Linked DNA regions of Homo sapiens: region 1 is linked to region 2. Evidence: read pairs that join two places in POLR2A ChIA-PET (ENCODE). Cell type or tissue: HepG2. All regions are shown on one strand. Region 1 overlaps PARVA (parvin alpha). Region 2 overlaps TEAD1 (TEA domain transcription factor 1).

What was found. Peaks named below come from ENCODE experiments on the same cell type or tissue, not always from the same donor. Only the 100,000 strongest peaks of a DNase experiment are listed, where the experiment ranks them.
Region 1: POLR2A ChIA-PET joins it to region 2 with 12 read pairs; 2 of 35 experiments call an interaction of 5 or more read pairs at or near these places.

The regions. Positions count from the first base shown.
Region 1 is chr11:12,469,925-12,472,424 of GRCh38, reverse strand. The region is part of intron 1 of PARVA (parvin alpha); the gene reads right to left. Among named protein-coding and RNA genes, the nearest start is that of PARVA, 94 kb to the right of the region's middle. In HepG2, no CTCF peak of the experiment used is centred here; no DNase peak of the experiment used is centred here.
Region 2 is chr11:12,845,009-12,847,508 of GRCh38, reverse strand. All of the region lies in intron 3 of TEAD1 (TEA domain transcription factor 1), which reads right to left. Among named protein-coding and RNA genes, the nearest start is that of TEAD1-AS1, 77 kb to the left of the region's middle. RefSeq lists an enhancer at 510-2,500. In HepG2, no CTCF peak of the experiment used is centred here; DNase peaks (open chromatin) are centred at 1,448 and 2,208; H3K4me3 peaks cover 1,297 bases.

The sequences.
Region 1 (2,500 bases), 380 kb after region 2:
ATTCACAGACACCGACTATTTCATAGAATTCTCCATAAAACATGACAGAAACACAGAAGGGGTACCTTCAAAGCTTAAATCAAGCTTGTCCAACCCACAGCTCACGGGCTGCAATGTGGTCCAGGATGGCTTTGAATGCAGCCCAACACAAATTCATAAACTTTCTTAAAACATTATGACATTATCTGGAGATTTTTAATAGCTCATCAGCTATCATTAGTGTTTAGTGTATTTTATGTGTGGCCTAAGACAATCCTCCTCCTTCCAATGTGGCCCAGGGAAGCCAAAAGATTGGACATCCCTGGCTTAAATGATTCTGTAGGTACAGATTGTGTTTGTTTTCCAGCTAAGCACAACTGTTTCCTTAAAATTCTATAGTTTCTTCTAATATCTCCCCTAGAACTACCAGTTTTCTTTCTTTCTCAGGCTATTTCTCACAAAGAAGCACAATTTTCATTACTTTGTTAACAAGCATTGCTACGCAAGGAGTGAGCAGTGGAAATAAAGTCATGTTTAAATGTGGCTGCAAGGCTAGGCTTACTGGCCAATGAAGGAACTTGCTCCTGCCTGGGACTTTCTCTCCTGTAGCTACACTGATCGGCACTGTCCAATACAGTAGCTACTAGCCACTTGAGCTATTTAAATTTCAGTGAATTAAAAATTCCGCTCCGTAGCTGCACCAACCACATTTCAAGTACTCAATGGCCACAGGTGGCTGGTACCTACAACACCAGACAGCATGGATGTAGAAAGGTTCCATCACAAGATCATCAAGTATGTTCTCATGATTTAAGTGAGGACATGCCATATTTGGTTTTCTGCTCCTGTTAGTTTGCTAAGGATAATGGCCTCCAGCTCCATCCACGTCGCTGCAAATTACATGATCCTTTCTTTATTCATGGCTGCATAGTGTTCCATGGTGTATATGTACCACATTTTCTTTATCCAGTCTATAGTTGATGGGAAAATAATCCATACAACAAGCCCCCAGGACACAAGTTTGCCTATGTAACAAACATGTACCCCTGAACTTAAAGTTAAAAAATAAAATTTTTAAAAGAGTAAGTGGATAATGTCCTAGGTCATCCCATTCAACTAATGTCCATGTCCACATTTAAATCTCCAGCCTGGAGCTCCAAGCTTATGAATCTAATCACTTATTCAATGTCTCCTCTTAGGTCTACTAATAGAGATCTCAAATGTACACATCCAAACAGAACTTGTGATTCTCAACACCCTCATACCCACCATACCAGCACTAAAATGAACCTGTTCTTTATTCTTATCCTCTTCAGTAGATGGCACCACTGTTTACACCATGGTTCACGCCAAGCTCCGAGGAATCACTCTTAAGTTCTCATTTTCCTCACCTTTTGCATCTGTCCAAAACACTGGCAAGTATTGTGGGCTCCGCCTCCAAACCAGGACCCAATTCCAAACACTTCTCACCATCTCCCTGCTCTATCATCCTGACTTGAGCCACCGTTATCTTTTGCCTGGCCTATCAGAACCACCTTCTAACTGGTCTACTGCTTTGCTTGCATTTCCCCCACTCTCACCTACTTCCCACAGTGCAGCGAGAATGTTCTACAAAAATGTAAATAGGATCATACATTCTCCCACTTCAAGCTTTCTTGTGACTTCCCATCATACTCAGGTCATAGGTAGGAGCTGAGGTTTTATTCTATGAGACTCTGATTAGCGCCCTCCCACCTCCCTCTCATGTTTTATTTTCTCATCATGATCTATTTTCTCATCATGATCTGAAATAAAAACTTATATGGCTGTTAACTCTCTCCCTCACCAGAATGTAAGTTTTGTAAGGACTGGCACTATTTCTCTTTTGTTCACTATTAGATCCCCCATGAGGCCAGAGGGCACAGTGGTTAGAAGCCAAGCTGCCTACGTTCATATCCAGACTCTACCACTCACCAGCTCTGTGGCCTTGGGCAAGTTCATCAACCTCTCATGCCTTAGATTCCTCACCTGCAAAATGGGAGTGACAGCAATATTGCCGACCTCCAAGGGTTGCTGAGAAGACTAAATGAGTTAATATATGCAAAGTACCCAGAAGCATGCCTGGCAGCTGGTAAGAGCTAGGTAAATACATGCAACTATTATTATTACTTAAAACAACACCTCAAGCATTGTAAGCACTCAAGAAATATTTGCTGAATACATAATCCAAACTGTCAAGACCACCCTTCAACTGCACAGGTTATGAGTTGAGGCAGAATTTGCCAAAGCAGAGAATGGGATGCAAAGGATTTTACCTTTTTCCCAGAAAAACAAAATACATTTCCATTTTAGCCTGACTGTGTGTGCGCACATGTGCGTACGCATGCACGCACATTTCTGGGGCAGCATTTCCAGCTTACATTTTATAAGGTAAGTAAAGTCACACCTGTCCCAAGACTTGTTGTATAGCCAAAGTGAGCCAATTTGTAAATGGAGAGGTATTGAAACATCTCTAAAGTGTGACTAGAAACGCAATATTTGA
Region 2 (2,500 bases):
CACCCCCACCCCCACCCCACCAAATCTACTGAACAATGAATGATTCCTGAGCTGCCAGGCCTCTGCAGCTGGCACTTCCTCCACTCACTCCCCAGCAGTGGGCTGGGTCTGCCCCTCCTGCTCACCATACTTTGTGCACACTGCTAGCACAAGCTTGCTACACCACATTCTGCCTGTTTTTGCTTTTTCCTTGGCAGATTGTGAGCTTTGTGAAGGCAGGACCCACATCCTACTCCCAACTACTCCATCCTCCCAACCTCTGGCCCTGCATGAAGAATGTGCTACTTAATGATATTGCTACTGTTGACTTGAGTCTCTCCCTGAAAGAAAAAATATCTGAATATATGACATCATGGCTCATGGGACGCAGTGACTGTCTTCTTTGAATGGGCAGGCAGAAAGGGAGGGGGAAGCCGCAGGAAGACAGAGAAAGCACTGTGTTGGCAGGCACTGGGGATGCAAAGAAGAATGCAACAGGGCTCCTGCCTTCAAGGAGCTCACAGTCGTGTTGGATGCTTATGGAATGCAGAAATACCCATGAATCTTTCCTCTTCTTAAGCTCCAAGAAATCAAAGAGGAAGCCACAAGCACAGCTGAGACAGACTGGCAATGAAAGAGGACATGTGGCTGTTTTGTTCCCTAACAGAATGAACCTGGAAAGCTTAAAGCCCTTCTTACTTCAAAATTAGCTCAATCTTCCCTGTTTTTAATTCTTGTGATCTTCATCAATTTCAGATTTAGTATCCTACTTCAATCCACCACTGACAGAGAGCATAACATTCAGCATTTAATTGAGAAAAACAAATTTTCTAAGAAACACCTCAACTTGTTTATAGGCAGAATAGGTAAGAATGAACTGGACAAACGGAAGTCAGACATGCTAACTCAGGGCCTTATTCTCAGTACCCACAATATTTTCTACAGACAGAAGGAATATATACAGTCAACACAGCTTTATCTGCAAGCTCATTCACCACACAGAAGTTTGACTTCTAAAAAAAAAAAGGCAGAGCCCAAACTACTTATGTGGCTCGGGCCCTGAATGTTGCTTTGTAAAGATATCTCAGAGTGAAATTATCCAGCAAACCCTTGTGTGGATAGAAGGTTCCACAAGTCAACAACCGCTTAAGCAGTTTAAACCAACAAGCAAGATGCCCTCTATTTAAATGCTATGAGTGAATCTATTTTAAGCCTTTAAAAATCCTTTGGGCAGGTGTTTAAGCTGTGCACAGACTGAGCCTGTGGAGGCTCTGGGGGGTGGGGGAGGGCGGGCTCCACTCTCCATGCAGGCAACATTTTGTTCAGACAATCTTCCTGCAGCAGGTCATGTGACAAAGGCCAAATAAACAGCATCTGGGGATTTTCAATTACAGACCTTCGCCCAGCATGCCTGCACTGTAATCTCTACCAGATGAGGCTCAGGCCTCCCTATTTTCAATAATTCACACACTGTGTACACATAACATGACAATAAGTGCATTCATGGTGTGGCCTGATTCGCAGATCAAAGCTAGCAAAGGGCCAGCTGTAAGCATGCTCGGCTGCTGGATGATTCGTGCCTTTCACAGGCTTGGAAAGGCGCTCCGCAGGACCTGGCAAGCCGGCCTCTTTCCTGTGTGGTATGCTGAGCAAACTCTGAACATGAGCGGGGCACAGCCCCCTGGGACACCCAGAGAGGCGACCAATTCTATGTGCATTTGGGAGTACTGGGAAAGATTCAAACACCAACCTACTCCACAAGCTCCCTCTTGGATAGACTTGTCTTGGCTAGTGCAAGACACGTGCAAAAGGCCACCGCTAAAAGGGGCAGGTGGTTCTTGAGATGAAAACTGTTTTACAACAACAGTACGGTTTCCACACTTAATAAACCCTTAGCCAGGTGCAAGTGCTCAAGTTCACAAATCCACTGGCTGTGCAGTTCCCATTTAGCCATCACACACGTGTACACAGACTGAGACACAAACTACATGGAGGTATATTGTTAATGCATGTCACAGAGCTTTGGATCTGGGAAATGAAAGAGGACGCTCTGTTGTTATTACTGAATTCCCTACACATTAACTCAATTAACTCCTGTGCTAGACTAACACTTCTAGCTACTGTGTGTGCGTGTGCGCACACACACACGATAGTGCTTTGAAAGCATTCAGAGTTCTCAAGTCCACAACATTCCAAATGTCTCTTTCCCTGCAGAGAGAGCTGCAACTGGAGAAAATAAGGACACCACTTCCTCATATAAAAATTCTAGGCCCGGCACAGTGGCTCATGCCTGTAATCCCAGCAATTTCAGAGGCCGAGGGTGGATCACTTGAGGTCAGGAGTTCAACAACAGCCTGGCCAAGATGGTGAAACCCCGTGTCTACTAAAAATACAAAAATTAGCCGGGCATGGTAGTGGGTGCCTGTAGTCCCAGCTACTCAGGAGGCTGAGGCAGAGAATTGCTTGAATCCAGGAGGCAGAGGTTGCAGTGAGCCAAGATTGCGCCACTGCACTTTAGCCT